Linked DNA regions of Homo sapiens: region 2 is linked to region 1. The links are chromatin loops, found by intact Hi-C in ENCODE. Cell type or tissue: Calu3. All regions are shown on one strand.

What was found. A loop is a pair of places that touch in the nucleus more often than their neighbours do. Peaks named below come from ENCODE experiments on the same cell type or tissue, not always from the same donor. Only the 100,000 strongest peaks of a DNase experiment are listed, where the experiment ranks them.
Region 2: it touches region 1 in a loop (3-fold over the local background); 1 of 110 quality-filtered maps calls a loop at or near these places.

What each region holds. Positions count from the first base shown.
Region 1 is chr5:80,966,169-80,970,168 of GRCh38, reverse strand. All of the region lies in intron 1 of RASGRF2 (Ras protein specific guanine nucleotide releasing factor 2), which reads right to left. Among named protein-coding and RNA genes, the nearest start is that of RASGRF2-AS1, 7.3 kb to the right of the region's middle. In Calu3, no CTCF peak of the experiment used is centred here; a DNase peak (open chromatin) is centred at 2,108.
Region 2 is chr5:80,779,766-80,783,765 of GRCh38, reverse strand. All of the region lies in intron 17 of MSH3 (mutS homolog 3), which reads right to left. Among named protein-coding and RNA genes, the nearest start is that of DHFR, 130 kb to the right of the region's middle. In Calu3, no CTCF peak of the experiment used is centred here; a DNase peak (open chromatin) is centred at 2,195.

The DNA of each region.
Region 1 (4,000 bases):
AGACATTAGCTCATGGATGACATTCTCACTGTTGAAAAACTGTGCAAAGGGCGCGGTGGCTCATGCCTGTAATCCCAGCACTTTGGGAGGCCAAGGCGGGCAGATCACCTGAGGTTAGGAGTTCAAGACCAGCCTGACCAACATGGAGAAATCCTGTCTCTACTAAAAATACAAAATTAGTCGGGGTGGTGGTGCATGCCTGTAATCCCAGCTACTCGAGAGGCTGAGGCAGGAGAATCGCTTGAACCCAGGTCGCGGAGGTTGCAGTGAGCCAAGATCGCACCATTGCACTCCAGCCTGGGCAACAAGAGCAAAACTCTGTCTCAAAAAAAAAAAAAAAAAAAAAAAAAAAAGAAGAAGAAGTATTATTGGCATCTGTGTAGGAAACTCTTATCCTTGATTCTAAATAAGAGTGCTTAGCCAGGCGCAGTGGCTCACGCCTGTAATCCCAGCACTTTGGGAGGCCGAGACGGGCGGATCACGAGGTCAGGAGATCGAGATCATCCTGGCTAACACGGTGAAACCCCGTCTCTACTAAAAATACAAAAAAAAATTAGCCGGGCGTGGTGGCGGGTGCCTGTAGTCCCAGCTACTTGGGAGGCTGAGGCAGGAGAATGGTGTGAACCCTGGAGGCGGAGCTTGCAGTGAGCCAAGATCGCGCCACTGCACTCCAGCGTGGGTGACAGAGTGAGACTCTGTCTCAAAAAAAAAAAAGAAAAAAGAAAAAAGAGTGCTGGCCAGTCGTGGTGGCTCACGCCTGTAAACCCAACACTTTGGGAGGCCAAGGGGGGCAGATCACAAGGTCAGGAGTTCGAGACCAGCCTGACCAACATGGTGAAACCCTGTCTCTACTAAAAAAAGAATGCAAAAGTTAGCCGGGTGTGGTGGTGCACACCTGTAATCCCAGGTACTCAGGAGGCTTACACAGGAGAATCACTTGAACCTGGGAGGCAGAGATTGCCGTGAGCTGAGATGGCGCCACTGCACTCCAGCCTGGGTGACAGAGCGAGACTCCAACTTAAAAAAAAAAAAAAAAAAAAAAAAAGAGTCCTGCACAGCTGGAGGAGCTGGGTAAATGGAAAGAAGATCTCAGTAAGAGGATCACCAATGATTTAATTGCCCCTTAGAGTGGGATCAAATCATGAAAACACTTTACACCATGATCATGGTTATGCAATTCATTTTGGCCAGGGAGAGTGGCTCATGCTGGTAATCTCAGCACTTTGGGAGGCCAAGGTAGGAGAATTGCTTGAGGCCAGGAGTTCAAGACGAGCCTGGGCAACACAGGGAGACCCCATCTCCAAAAAAAAATAAATAATTAGCTGGGTGTGGTGGCACACATTTGTAGTCCCAACTACTTGGGAGGCTGAGGAAGGAGGATCGCTAGAGCTCAGGAGTTCAAGGCTTCAGTAAGCTATGACTGCGCCACTTCACTCCAGCCCAGGTGACAGAGCAAGACTCCGTCTCAATTTTTAAAATTGATTCAAACTTCCTTCCCTTTAAGATTTAACATACTAGGACTTATTTAAAAGCCAATTCCATCTCCTTTATGTCTTCACAACTATTGTCTTAAGTTTTTTCCTTTATTATAACATGAAAGAAACAAAAAAGAGGGCTACCTTTATAATAGCACACATTATTAACAGAAACTCATTATGAACTCTTTCCAAGATAGTCCTTTTCAGAGCTATATCCAGTGCAATCTCCAGTGCCAAAAAAGTGCTATGCCAAAAAGGAAAAAAGTTCCTTATTTACAAGTGAAATAATACAATGTCTGGAACTTGCTTTAAAGTGGTCTAACAAAAAAAAAAATGTACACATGGAGACAGATAAAACAAGAATGGCAGAAAGATGAAGATGTTGAAGCTGGAGGATGAGTAGGTTGGCATTCCCTGAAATATTCTATTTTGTGTGTGTTAAAGTATTTTTGAAAGGGAAAGGAAAGGAAAATACTTTCTAAGTCATCCTAATAATGAAAATAAAAAGAGGAATATCAAAGAGAGTAATAAAAATGCTAGCTGGCAAATGTGCTGACCATTCACCATGTGCCAGGCCTATGCCAAGAGCTTGGCCTGTGAGCCTCACAACAACCTGATGGAGCAGGTACTATCCGGATCTCCATATTCCAGGCAGGGAGCCAGGCTTAGAAAGAGAAATTGCTCAAGATCATGTGTCTGGTAAGTAGCAGAGCCAAGACTGAATCCTATGCAGTTTAAATCCTGAACTGAACCATACACAACACCAGCACTTCACCTAGAAACTGATATTCTTACATTCTTAAAAGAAAGCAAATTCATATTAATATGAGTGGCCTCCTATTCCTATGAATCACTGACATTATCTCGTCATGACTTCTTTTGTGATCAGTTATAATGTTATCTACTGAGCCTTAGACCAAGTTATCACCTCCCTATTTCCACATTGCTAAATGCAGGAAACCTCCTAGCTTTTCAACAGTCCCTCTATTTGAAAGAACTGACCCCACTGTTTACATTAGTCACACAAATGGCATGGGCTTATAAATACAGTCCAGGAAATGAATCAGGCATGTCTAAATTAAATCAGACAATGACAAAATGAAACACTTCAGTACCCTGAAAATAATAAAAAGTACCACTCATATCCCTGCTGTTTCCATCACCACAGGTCTTCACAATGTCATACTGGTAAGTATCATAAGAGCTAAAAACAGATATTGTGACCTGAATTTTTTTTTAATTAAGCACTAAAGGATCAATAAATTTTATTTTATTTTTATTTATTTCTTTACCAAGAGATGTTATGTGTTTATTTATTTATTTTGCCCAGGCTGGAGTGTAATGGCGTGATCTCGACTAACTGCAACCTCCACCTCCCAGGTTCAAGTGATTCTCCTGCCTCAGCCTCCTGAGTAGCTGGGATTACAGGCATGCTCCACCACGCCTGGCTAATTTTGTATTTTTAGTACAGACAGGGTTTCGCCATGTTGGTCAGGCTGGTCTCTAACTCCTGACCTCAGGTGATCCACCTGCCTCGACCTCCCAAAGTGCTGGGATTATAGGCGTGAGCCACTACACCCGGCCAACAAATTTTATTTTTAAGGATTGCTTTTTTTACATCATTTTATCTTTATCTTCTCAGATCTTATGAGAATTAAAATTCTGATTAACTTATTTAATCTAAAGCTGTAAATTATTCTTATATAGGCCTCCCCAACTTTCTGTCTCATTTCTTGCTTTACAGTTTTTTAACAAAGAAAAGAAACACTGTAGTATATTAGTTAAATAAACACAGACCAACTCAAACTTGTTATTTTTTTCCTGCTTTCTCCCTAAAAGTATATTTGAAGCATTTTGTAGTCACTGTAATAAGTTTTAGGAAAAATGATTTGAATCCTTATTTTTCATTAAATCATTAGTTTTTCAAGTGCCAGTAAAAAAATAAAACTGTGAGTCCATGTGCTTTTTGCATCTCTGTTCCACCTACTGATGCCAATATTTTCTGCAACAACAACAACAACAACAAACCTGCTACTGTTTTTTTCTAAATATATACACAATTACATTTTTAACTCCTTGGGCAAAAATGCTAACATATTCCCTTTGGCGGAACCAAATTCATGTATTTATAACTTCTCAATCAGCTAAAATTTAAAAGTTGCACCAATAAAAATGTAATGGATAATTTTAGAATAATGGTTAGATTTTAGAATAAAGGCCAAATGTTATAAAATAATCAAACATTTATCACAGTGCTATGTTGATATTTAACAAATATCATTTCTAGTTTCATTTAAATATCAATAAAATTTTACTATTTACAGTCTTTGTTTAAGGTAAACTAATTTCAGAGAGGAATTTATATTGTGAGTAATTTAACAGAATCATTCCATATCCTTAGTCCTGAAAAATAAAGCTCCCCAAATTATAGATAGATGGGATTTATAACTCAGGTCTTGAAATGTTAATGTACAAATCAAAATCTGCAAACTCCAATATATAACCGCCTAACAAAGGTTTAA
Region 2 (4,000 bases), 190 kb after region 1:
GTATCAAAGCTTTAGCAGTAACAAATGGTCAATTTTTTTCTCACTCTTTCCTTCCTTCTCAGGTCCTGCCCAGGTCCTCAAGACTCTAATTTGCTACTACTCAGCAGCTTGACTTGAGGGTAGCTATCTCTGATGATCTAATTCTTAAGATGGAAATGAGTTAACACAGCTCTTAGTGGGTCCCATTTCAGTTAAAACAACAAAAAAGCAAGAAGGGATAAGTAATTATTTTGATATGAACAACAATGCTCTTTCTGATGTCAATGGTATAAATAAGACATGAATAAAATGAAAAACTATCATAAACCTATAACATCATAACTCTTAAAGAAGGCTTGTTTGACATCTTGGTCTTTGTCCATTTGATACACTTTGCCAAACTTCAAAGAGATTATCCATACTTAGAAAAATGGTAAGCTGAAAAATGGTCAATGCAGATAACAATCTGGTAGACTGGGTTTATAGCATAACAACAAGCAATTTTATCACTATGCTACCAACCAACTTAAGGATGAAGTCAAGGCACTATGATTTAACCTCTGGCCAAAAGATATTGCTGGGTCCATAGGAAGCAGATGAAGACACTTTGGTTCTAAAGCTGTTATAGTGTTATGATGACTAGAGAAGTTTACCATGAAGTGTTGCTCAATGATATCTGAAGTTAATAAAAATTGAAAATATTTGCAAATGAATTTCTATAATTTTTTATGATATAATTCAATTTTTAAATAATTTGCAATTGAGAAGATTACTGAATATACACAGTCCATCTTCTAGAACAAAAAAAAGAGAGACATGTTTCAAGGGAGGATTTAATCCACAGCAGTGTCTACAGCCTTAATTTCTGACAACATTTTGATCAAAAGTAATGTGACTAATGCACAACAGTTAGTACCTCAGTAAGTGACAAATACATTTGTAATGCTGGTATTCAATCCTCTGATGTCAGGTTCATTGAGGTTAATCATTTTTTTAATGATATCATAGTCACACCATCTGGTACCTCAATAAATAGTGTACATAACAATCAATGCTGCTCTCAAGTGGGGGCTCTAGTTGCAAAATGCTCTAGCTAAATTTCAGCCAATATTCTTTTTCTGGATAAAAACTTTAATACACTTTTCTTATTCTGAAAGTAATATATGTACATTATAGGAACTTCTGAAATCATGCTCAGTCATCCCTCAGTATCCATAGGGGATTGGTTCTAGGACCCCCTGCAGATGCTAAAATCCAACATGCTCAAATCCCTTACATAAAATGGTAAAGTACTTGTATATAACCTATGTACATCCTCCCATAGACTTTAAATATCTCTAGATTACTTATAACACATAATACAATGTAAATGCTATAAATAAATAGCAGTTATACTGTACTGTTTCAGAAATAATAACAAGGGGAAAAAAAAAGCCTGTATGTGTTCAGTATAGATGCTACCATCCTTTTCATTCCTTGAATATTTTCAATCTGCAGTTGGTTAAATCCATGGATGCAGAACCCACAGATATCAAGAGCCAACTGCATTTGCAAAGTAAAGAAATTAAAATCACCAGTAACCTCACCATCCAGAAATAATCAGTTAACATTTTGAGTCTACATATACATATATATATGTATGTATGTTCATATGTATATAGGAATAGATATTTCTCCAAAGATATACACATGGCCAATAAGCATATTAGTAATACAATAATAAGCATATATAATCTTTAAAAATATAAAAGTCTGTATGCTGTGCATTATGTAAATATACACATATAAAACTGTATCATACTTTTACTTTACATGATTTTCTTCACTTAGTAATTAGAGTATCATATGCTTCTATGATGTTATATTTACTGTTAGCTCACTCTTCGCAACTCTCAATTACAGCCTAGGGATAATATAATAAAAACTCCTGGGTCAACCTAGTAGAAGGCCCAGTCAGAAGGCCAATACAGTAAGAATGGTTTGAGGTAATAATGGGCTGTTAGAAGACAACAGAAGAAGGGACAAATCAAAGAAACACCTCAAAGGGGGAAAAAGACAATCAGAAATTTGATAACAGGTTGGACATAGCCCAGGAGTTCAAGATTATGCTGGGGAACATAGAGAAACCCTGTCTCTACAAAAACACTTAAAAATTAGCCAGGTGTGGCACTGCATGCCTGTGGTCCCAGCTACTAGGGGGCTGAGGTGGAAGGATTGCTTGAGCTGGGGAGGTAGAGATTGCAATGAGTCATGATTGTATCACTGCACTCCAGCCTGGGTGGCAGAGCGAGGAAAAAAAAAAAAAAAAGAACTTGGTAACAGATAAAGGGACCAAAAGGAAGAAAGAATCAAGAATAACACCAGGATGATTAGCCTGGGAGACCTCAACTTTCTTTAGTCTGGAATAATGACAAGAGAATAGAAGCCAGATCTATGAAATTATGTAAGGTCTGAATAGAATGAACATGAAATTACCTCACCAAATCCCAGGACCCTTCTAGAATGTGAGTCCTTGAAGACTGAAAGGTGTAATTTTAGTTCAGTTTTCACATTCTCAGTGGTAATACTAAGGAAAAAGCCAGGACAACTGAAACACTCAAAGGCCCTGAAAACCCTTAAAATAGAAAATTAAAAGTGAAATAGAAAAGAAACTGAATAGACAAAATTTCCATCCCTCCATTCAAGACTCTGAGTCAAGCTAGTCTCAAAAGATTTAAGTAAATTGGAATCTCTTCCTGGTCTTACAATTCAAGACTCCTCAGGGCAAAAGACTGATACCAACTTACTAGCTTGTAAAAATTCTCACATATCTTTTTTGTTTTTAGTTTTTTTCATTTGTCGGGTTGATTACTTGAAATACAATAAAGCTCCCTGAAGGACGTCACTGAATTTTTACTGTTTAAGGTTTTATTTATTTATTTGAGACAGTCACGCTCTGTTGCCCAGGCTGGAGTGCAGAGGCGCAATCTCGGCTCACTGCAACCTCCGCCTCCCCGGTTCAAGTGATTCTCGTGCATTAGCTTACTGAGTTACGTGGGATTACAGGTACATGCCACCACACCCGGCTAATTTTTGTATTTTTAGTAGAAACAGGGTTTCACCATCTTGGCCAGGCTGGTCTTGAATTCTTGGCCTCAAGTGATCTGCCCACCTCAGCCTCCCAAACTGCTGGGATTACAGGTGTGAGCCACTGCGCCTGGCCTGTTTATGGTTTTAAAGTGAGAGACTAACAGATGTATTTAGACTGATGCCTGCAGGCTCACCATGGGCAGGCTGGCAAAGGCCAGACATCTGGCTGCCGGATGGCTGGGGCTGAATCTGGGCTCCAACCCTTACCCTTGGAAGATTAACTTCTTATTTCTGCATCTCACTTTATTCATTTGTAAGTTGGGTATGATACTTAGCCTTACAGGGGTCACGTGAAAAATACTGAGTTTATATATAAAGTACTCAGACCAGTGGTGGTCTAGAGCTGGTTCCTATGGACTCATGAAAATCAACTGTGTACATCTCTTCCCAACTCCAGTCCAGTGGTAGCTTGACATCAGCCCTGGTGGGAGTGTTTACACTACAGAAATCAGCAAACTCTACAAACATGACTGTCCTTCCAAAGAGCTGGCTGTTAAACATTGGCCAGCATGCCATGACTTAAAACTGCCAATATGAACACATGACTATCAATAAATCCAGAATATAAGGCATTCTTTGAGACAATGGCAAGGACTCTTCAAAAAATACCATGGTAAAATAACAAAAAACGTGGCAGATAATTCTAGGTTCAAACAGACTAAAGAAGCATAATTACCAAATGCAACATGTAAAAGTTGATTAGGTCTTTCATTTTAAAATCTAAAGCCGGTGGCGGGGGGACATTGGGAAAATTCAAGAAATTCAAATATATTCATAAATTAATGTTAATTTTTTGGCCGGCACAGTGGCTCATGCCTGTAATCCCAGCACTTTGGGAGGCCGAGGAGGGCGCATCACAAGGTCAGGAGATTGAGATAATCTTGGCTAACAC